2 separate regions of the Homo sapiens genome follow, and region 2 is linked to region 1. A link is an interaction called in ENCODE POLR2A ChIA-PET data of the cell type or tissue named here. Cell type or tissue: Caco-2. All regions are shown on one strand. Links, peaks and the distances in the headings refer to the core of each region. The heading gives the core; the rest is flanking DNA. Region 1 overlaps AARS1 (alanyl-tRNA synthetase 1). Region 2 overlaps WWP2 (WW domain containing E3 ubiquitin protein ligase 2).

The links. Peaks named below come from ENCODE experiments on the same cell type or tissue, not always from the same donor. Only the 100,000 strongest peaks of a DNase experiment are listed, where the experiment ranks them.
Region 2: POLR2A ChIA-PET joins it to region 1 with 7 read pairs; 2 of 35 experiments call an interaction of 5 or more read pairs at or near these places.

Annotation. Positions count from the first base shown.
Region 1 is chr16:70,258,475-70,262,863 of GRCh38, reverse strand. It overlaps AARS1 (alanyl-tRNA synthetase 1), which reads left to right. Exons shown (of 21, transcript NM_001605.3): 12 at 340-518; 13 at 1,707-1,820; 14 at 3,678-3,884. Among named protein-coding and RNA genes, the nearest start is that of EXOSC6, 8.7 kb to the right of the region's middle. RefSeq lists a silencer at 2,292-2,534. In Caco-2, for the core only: no CTCF peak of the experiment used is centred there; no DNase peak of the experiment used is centred there.
Region 2 is chr16:69,786,308-69,790,696 of GRCh38, reverse strand. WWP2 (WW domain containing E3 ubiquitin protein ligase 2) reads right to left here. Exons shown (of 24, transcript NM_001270454.2): 2 at 3,617-3,701. The coding sequence starts at 3,686. Among named protein-coding and RNA genes, the nearest start is that of WWP2, 26 kb to the right of the region's middle. In Caco-2, for the core only: no CTCF peak of the experiment used is centred there; a DNase peak (open chromatin) is centred at 2,676.

The DNA of each region.
Region 1 (4,389 bases), core at 312-4,311:
CCTGAGTAGCTGGGACTACAGGTGCCCGCCACCACACCCGGCTAATGTTTTGTATTTTTGGTAGAGACAGGGTTTCAGCGTGTTAGCCAGGATGGTCTCGATCTCTTGACCCCGTGATCCGCCTGCCTCGACCTCCCAAAGTGCTGGGATTATAGGGGGAGCCACCGCGCCCGGCCGCGAAGCCCTTTCATATTGTCTAATGAGTTTGCTTCCAAAATACAATTGGACAATTAGGAGCTAAGAAGAGTTTGCGAAAGAGAATCCAGCAAAAGTCAGCCAAGAAGGAGTGAAAAGGTCATTGACCCCACTGTCCCCTTTCTATGCATTTCCCTTGAGCAGTATTTGAGAACACAGTGGCTACGGTGATGGCTCTGCGCAGGGAGAAGATGTTCGTGGAAGAGGTGTCCACAGGCCAGGAGTGTGGAGTGGTGCTGGACAAGACCTGTTTCTATGCTGAGCAAGGAGGCCAGATCTATGACGAAGGCTACCTGGTGAAGGTGGATGACAGCAGTGAAGATGTGAGCCAACAGTTCTTCCTTGTTAGCCGAGGAGGGCCAGGCGTGGAGCCGGGGAGCTGCTTTTGCCCCACAGTGCTCCAGGCCTTGGGAGCAGACCTGACACACCTTTGGGTTGGGTTCCATGGTATTTCTGAAGCCGAGGGAGCTGTTGCTTGTACCTGTTGCTTTCCTGGCCATCGGGTACCCTCGTAGGAGTATTTTTGCAGCCAGGGTACAAGTTTCCTACAAGCTTTGCACATTAAAAAGGAGAGGCAGCTCTCTGAAGGGGAGATGTCCTTGTAGAAAACTCAGCCTCGAGCTCTGCCGCTGCTGAATGAGTTACTTTGTCTCCCTAGGCTTCAGGTTCCTTATGGAGGCTTTTAGATACTCAAAGATGCGGCTGGGTGTGGTGGCTCATGACTATAATCCTAGCACTTTGGGAGGCCAAGGCGGGTGGATCGCCTGAGGTCAGGAGTTCAAGACCAGCCTGGCCAACATGGTGAAACCCTGTCTCTACTGACATACAAAAATTAGCCAGGTATGGTGGTGGATGCCTGTAATCCCACCTGCTCGGGAAGCTGAGAGGGGAGAATCGCTTGAACCCAGGAGAGGGTGGTTGCAGTGAGCCGAGATTGCGCCACTGCACTCCAGCTTGGGTGGCTGAGCGAGACTCTGTCTCAAAAAAAAAAAAAAAATTCTAAGATGCTCCTTAATATTGGTTATGTCTGTGTGTGTGCACAAATATATTTAATTTTTTTTTTTTTTTTTTGAGATGGAGTCTCGCTCTGTAGCCAAGGCTGGAGTGCAGTGGCATGATCTTGGCTCACTGTAACCTCTGCCTTCCGGGTTCAAGCGATTCTCCTGCCTCTGCCTCCTGAGTAGGTGGAATTATAGGCACTTGCCTTCACGCCTGGCTAATTTTTGTATTTTTTTAGTAGAGATGGGATTTCACCATGTTGGCCAAGCTGGTCTCGAACTCCTGGCCTCAGGTGATCTACTCACCTGAGCCTCCCAAAGTGCTGGGATTACAGTCATGAGCCACTGCACCTGGCCTATTTAATCATATTTAATGATATTAAGGGAGTATGTGTGTGTGTGCAATTTACATATGTAAAGAGAAGTTATATACACGAGTTTATATTGAAAATATAAGAAAATTTGTATGTTTTTAAGGATTTATTTATTGGTCTCTTCCTTGACCCCTCTTAGAAAACAGAGTTTACAGTGAAGAATGCTCAGGTCCGAGGAGGGTATGTGCTACACATTGGAACCATCTACGGTGACCTGAAAGTGGGGGATCAGGTCTGGCTGTTTATTGATGAGGTGAGTTGGGTTACTGTGGCCCCCATTGGATCTGGTTAGTAATTATCTTCTCCTCTGGCTTTAAATTGTCCTGTCACTGTTGGGCCGGGTGTGGTGGCTCACACTTGTAATCCCAGCACTTTGGGAGGCCGAGGCGGGTGGATCATGAGGTCAGGAGATCGAGACCATCCTGGCTAACACGGTGAAACCCCGTCTCTACTAAAAATATAAAAAATGAGCTGGGCGTGGTGGCAGGCGCCTATAGTCCCAGCTACTCGGGAGGCTGAGGCAGGAGAATGGCGTGAACCCGGGAGGGGGAGCTTGCAGTGAGCCAAGATCCCGCCACTGCACACCAGCCTGGGCAACAGAGCGAGACTCCGCCTCAAAAAAAAAATTGTCCTGTCACTGTTATCACTCCCTAGTGTAAGTAGACCGCAGGGGTTAATTTAGGTGCATTTGGTGGATTGTGAGGGATGCAACTAAGAGTTAATCTATATGTTCCCAAGTCAGTGATTTCACCAGTGATTTCAGTTAAGATCCCGTGGACTTGTTTTCACGGATTGCTTTTCTAACGTCACCTACTTCTTTGGGAGCCAAGGATGCTGAAGAATGAAGAGGTAGGCTCTGGCATGTGACAGAGCTCCAGAGTAAGAGTAGCTTAAAACCAGGATAGCAGTGTATGTTCTAAAAAGCTCAAGCTGATACGGAGGCTCTGCCCCACAGTCAGAGGGCCTGGTTTCTCCTCACCTGTCACTCCACCTTCTTTCCTGGGGCATTGCCTTTGATTTCCTGGTTCAGAGGATAGCTATCAGATCCATTGTCTAGGCCAGGGGTTGGCAAACTTTGTGTAAATAACTGGATACTAAATATTTTTGGCTTTGCTGACCACATGTTCCTGGTGATGAGTACTCAGCTCTATAGTTGGAGTGTTCAAGCAGCCATTGACCATATGTAAATGAACAGGTGTGGCTGTGTTCCAATAAACCTGTTTATGGCTGGGCACAGTGGCTCATGCCTGTAATCCCGGCACTTTGGGAGGCCGAGGCGAGCAGATCACCTGAGGTCGGGAGTTCGAGACCAGCCTGACCAACATGGAGAAACCCTGTCTCTACTAAAAATACAAAATTAGCCGGGTGTGGTGGTGCATGCCTGTAATCCCAGCTACTCAGGAGGCTGAGGCAGGAGAATCGCTTGAACTCGGGAGATGGAGGCTGCAGTGAGCCGAGATCATGCCATAGCACTCCAGACTGGGCAACAAGAGCGAAACTCCTTATAAAAAAAAAAAACTGTTTATAAAAATTTATAAACACATACATTTGGGGAGGCTGAGGTGGGAGGATTGCTTGAGGCCAAGAGTTTGAGACCCAGCCTGGGCAACAACATGAGACCCCATCTCTACAAAAAAATAAAAAATATTAGTTGGGGGTAGTGGTGTGTGCCTGTAGTCCCAGCTACTTGGGAGGCTGAGGCAAGAGGATCACTTGAGCCCAGGAGTTTGAGGTGGCACTGAGCTACAATCGCGCCGCTGTACTCTATCCTGGGTGACAGAGCAAGACCCTGTCTCTAAAAATGAAAAGACAGATGACAGGCTAGATTTAGCCATCGGCCGTCATTTGGCAATTCCTGTTCTAGGCGGTGGAAAAGAAATGGGAGGACCTGCCCCATCCCTTTAATGGTAGACATCACTTCTGTTCAAAACCTTTTGACCCGAACTTAGTCACATGGACACACTTAGCCATAGGGAAGCTGGGAAATGTAACCTTTATTCTGCACAGCCATATTTCCAACTAAAAATTGTAGCACTCGGGGGAGCAGATAACGAGGAGATAACTAGCAGTCTATTACAGACCTCTCCATGAGCCCCTCTGCCCTTTCCAGCCCCGACGAAGACCCATCATGAGCAACCACACAGCTACGCACATTCTGAACTTCGCCCTGCGCTCAGTGCTTGGGGAAGCTGACCAGAAAGGCTCATTGGTTGCTCCTGACCGCCTCAGATTTGACTTTACTGCCAAGGGAGCCATGTCCACCCAACAGATCAAGAAGGCTGAAGAGATTGCTAATGAGATGATTGAGGCAGCCAAGGTAGGATGGGCGACGGCTGAATGCCCCCCCTCCCCACACCGTCACTGTCTGTCCACAGTCTTAGCAGTGCGGTGCTCTCACTCTGTTGTATCAGATTCGTCCTGCACGTAGATTTGCTTAAAGCAGGCTGGGCACGGTAGCTCACGCCTGTAATCCCAGCACTTTGGGAGGCCGAGGCGGGCGGATCACGAGGTCAGGAGATTGAGACCATCCTGGCTAACCCTGTCTCTACTAAAAATAGAAAAAATTAGCCGGGCGTGGTGGCGGGCACCTGTAGTCCCAGCTACTCAGGAGGCTGAGGCAGGAGAATGGTGTGAACCCGGGAGGTGGAGCTTGCAGTGAGCCGAGATTGCGCCATTGCACTCTAGCCTGGGAAACAGAGCGAGACTCCGTCTCAAAAAAAAAAAAAGTTTGTTTAAAGCAGTGATTCTCCATCTGTGCTTTTGCCGGGGGCAGTGGTGGTGGTTGGTGGAGGGGAGAGGGAGAGGCATTTGTCCCACCCCAC
Region 2 (4,389 bases), core at 252-4,251, 470 kb after region 1:
GGCTGAGGCATGAGAATCGCTTGAACCCAGGAGACAGAGGTCGCAGTGAGCCAAGATCACACCACTGCACCCCCGCCTGGGTGACAGAGTGAGACTCTGTCTCAAAAACAAACAAAAAAAAAGATGCTAAACATCATACAGTTGACCTTTAAACAAGAGAGGTTTGAACTACAAGGGTCCACTTTTACATGGATTTTCTCCTGCCTTTGCCACCCAAGAGATAGCAAAACCAATCCTTCCTCTTCCTCCTCCTCCTCAGCTACTCAACATGAAAATGATGAGGATGAAGACCTTTATGATGACCCACTTCCACTGAATAAATAGTAAAATTTTTTTCCTCCTTATGATTTTTTCTCTAGCTTATTTTATTGTAAAAATACAGTATATAATACATGTAACATACAAAATACGTGTTAATCAACTGTTTCTCTTTTTTTGTTGTTTTCTTTGAGATAGAATTTCGTTCTTGTTGCCCAGGCTGGAGTGCAATGGTGTGGTCTCGGCTCACAGCAACCTCGGCCTCCCGGGTTGAGGCGGTTCCCCTGCCTCAGCCTCCCAAGTAGCTGGGATTACATGCGCCTGCCACCACGCCTGGCTAATTTTTTTGTGTATTTTTAGTAGAGGCAGGGTTTTACCACATTGGCCAGGCTGGTCTCGAACTCCTGACCTCAGGGAATCTGTCTGCCTCAGCCTCTCAAAGTGCTGGGATTACAGGCGTGAGCCACCGCACCCAGCCAATCAACTGTTTCTGTTATTGGCAAGGCTTTCAGTCAACAGCAGGCTATTAGTAAAGTTTTGGGGGAGTCAAAAGTTACATGTGGATTTTTTTACTGAGCAGGGAATCAGCACCCCTGACCCTCATGCTGTTCAAGGATCAAATGCGTAAGTAAAGAAGTGGGAAATAAAACTACACTGAGAACACAAGCTTGCACCAATGAAACAGGCAAAAGTTAAAAGTCTGACAACATTGTGCTGGTAAAGATGTAGGGAAACAGGCACTCTCGCACATTGCTAGAAGGGTATTCCTTCCAAGGAAGGCAATCTGGCTCTCAAAATTACAAAAATGCATCCCTTTTGGTGTATCTTGGAAGAGACACACAAGAAACAATACTGGTTTTTTCCAAGGAGGAGCACTGAAGGACTGCAGGAAAGAATTTTGAACTATAGGAGGCTGGGCACGGTGGCTCACGCCCGTAATCCCAGCACTTTGGGAGGCCGAGGCGGGGAGATCATGAGGTCATGAGTTTGAAGCCAGCCTGCCCAATATGGTGAAACCCCATCTCTACTAAATATACAAAAAGTAGCCAGGCGCGGTGGCACACGCCTGTAGTCCCAGCTACTGAGGAGGCTGAGGCAGAAGAATTGCTTGAACCCGGGAGGCGGAGGTTACAGTGAGTCGAGATCGCACCACTGCACTCCAGCCTGAGCAACAGAGCGAGACTCCATCTCAAAAAAACAAACAAACAAAAAAGTTAGCCAGGCCTGGTGGCACACACTGGTAATCCCAGCTACTTGGAAGGCTGAGACAGGAGAACTGTTTTAACCTGGGAGGAAGAAATTGCAGTGAGCCGAGACAGCGCCACTGCAGTCCAGCCTGGGCGACAGAGCGAGACTCTGTCGCAAAATATAATAATAATAAAATTAAAAACTAAGATTTTTAAACTCCATGAGTATATTATATAAATAACATTTGCATTTCAAAAATACTCAAGAAAAATATTCCCAAGAGACACAATTTTGCCTCTGGAGGACCAGGCTGAGGGGTCTGAGCTCAGATACTGAGAGCCACTCTCCCATCTGTGATGGCTGCAGAGCTATGGAACCCGAAGCAATATTCTTTCGTTCAGGCACTATTTACTGAGGGCCCACTATGTGTCAGGCACTGTTCTACTGGCTGGGGTAGTTAACAGTGACCAAAGCGACAAAAATCTCTTACTGTGGATCTTACACTCTATTGAAGGAGACAGTCAACAAATGAAATAAATTAATTAAACAGGGACAAGGGCTGATAAGAAAAATATAAAGAAGAGAGGGAAATAGATGTGATGAAGTCAATGAGAAAGGTGGCGTTGGATCAGGGGATCAGGAAGAGGGTGGCTTTTGAGAAAACGCCTAAGGAAATAATGAAGCGAAAAGCATTTCACTCAGAGGGAACAGCAAGTGCAAAGGCCCAGAGGCAGACGCCTGCCCAGTGTATTCACTGAAGAGCAAGGAGGCTGGGGCACAGAGAATGTAGACCAGGAACAGGAGATGAGAAATGTGGGGTGGGGAAGGGTCACATCACATGGGAGCTTCGGCTTCTACTGTGAAATGGAGCACCCTTGAATGGTTTGAGCAGAGGAGTGACAAGACCCAGCTTACATTTTTTTTTCTGAGACATGGTCTCGCTCTGCTCTGTTGCCTGGGCTGGAGTGCAGTGGCACAATCACAGCTTACTGCAGCCTCGAACTCCTAGGCTCAAGTGATCCTCCTGTCTCAGCCTCTGATTTTTTTTTTTTAGAGACGGGGGTCTTGCTCTGTTGCTCAGGCTGGTCTCAAACTCCTGGGCTCAGGTGATCCTCCTGCCTTGGCCTCCCAAAGTGCTGATATTACAGGCATGAGTCACCACACCTGGCCCCAGTTTACCTTTTAACAAGATCACTGGCTGCTGTGTGACCAACAGACTGAAGGAGGGCAAAGTGCAGAAGCCGAGAGACAGGACAGGAGGCTACTGCCTTAACTCAGGGTGGAGACAATGGTGGCCTGGACTAGGCTGGGACCTAGGGGTGGTGAGAAGTGGCTGAATGTTGAGTGACACATTTTGAAGATCGAGTCAACCAGATACGCTGATGGGTTGATACAGACAATGAGGAAGAAAAACCAGGACCTCAGCTATAGACAGGCTAAATTTTAGATGTTTACTAAATATTCAAGTGAAGGTAACAAACTGGCTACTGGTTATAAATCAGGAGTTCAGAGGTAAAGCCCAGAGGAGTGATCTTCTATTGGTGGCATTTAAAGCCAGAGGTTGGAAGAAGCACCTAGGGAGCGAGTGCAGGTAGCAACGAGCCCTAGGGCATGAACAGGTCACCATTTTATTTTATTCAGTTTTTATTTTAATTTGTTTTTGGGACAGGGTCTCACCCTGTTGCCCAGGCTGAGTGCAGTGGTGTGATCACAGCTCACTGCAGCCTTGAACTCCCAGGCTCAAGCGATCCTCCCACTTCAGTGTCCTTAGTAGCTGGGACCAGCTAGCATGCACCACTATGCCTGGCTAATTATTTTATGTTCTGTAGAGACAGGGCTTCCCTATGTTTCCCAGGCTGGTCTTGAAACTCTGGGCTTAAGGGATCCTCCTGCCTCAGCCTCCCAAAGTGCTGAATTACAGGCGTGAGCCACTGCACCTGGCCTGAAATCACCATTTTAGACAATTTTAGCTAAAAGTTCCCTATTTTCCTGCTCCTTTATTTTCTTTCTTCTTCAAGAATTACAGCTACAAGATGACAATCCCATGAGAATAAATAATTAACACATGTAAACTATTTCACAAAATTTGGCTCCCCAGACCAAGGTGTGGTTAGATTCTCCCTCTTCCCTGGGCGTAGACAAGATGAAGACATTATACAGTGCCACTCACCTTTCAAAGTGAGCTGAGACTTCTCAAAAGGCAGGGCCACTCCTGCCCGGCTAGAGCTGGCAGATGCCATATCATCACCGTGAAGCTGTAAGACAAACAGAAAAAAGAATTCAGAGAATATCTGATAAGAAGACAGAGGAGTTTAACTCAATTTCAATATTTAAGCTTAAAGAAACAGGCAAGAAAATAGAAACGTCCAAGCAACTGCAACCAGGGTATAGTTTGTCTTATAATGACTTAATGAACCTGGACAGGTCTTAGGATAGACTAGAAAGGACACAGGACTGTTATAGCAAAGTCTAGAGGAGGCAGAGTCTACTAAGACACCTCTGCCAGGCATGGTCGCTCACGTCTGTAATTCCAGCACTTTGGGAGGCCGAGATGGCCAGATCACCTGAGGTCAGGAGTTTGAGACCAGCCTGACCAACATGGCAAAACCCCGTCTCTACTAAAAAATACAAAATTATCCAGGCATGGTGCTGCATGCCTGTAATCCCAGCAACTCTGGAGGCTGAGGCAGGAGAATCACTTGAGCCCAGGAGGCGGAGGTTGCAGTGAGCCAAGATCGGCCATTGCACTGCAGCCTGGGTGACAAGAGCGAAACTCCATCTCAAAAAAAAAAAAAAAAAAAAAAAAAAGATTGGCTGGGCGCAGTGGCTCATGCCTGTAATCCCCAGCACTTTGGGAGGCGGGTGGATTACAGGGTTGGGAGTTCAACACCAGTCTGGCCAAGATGATGAAATCCCATCTCTACTAAAAATACAAAAAAATTA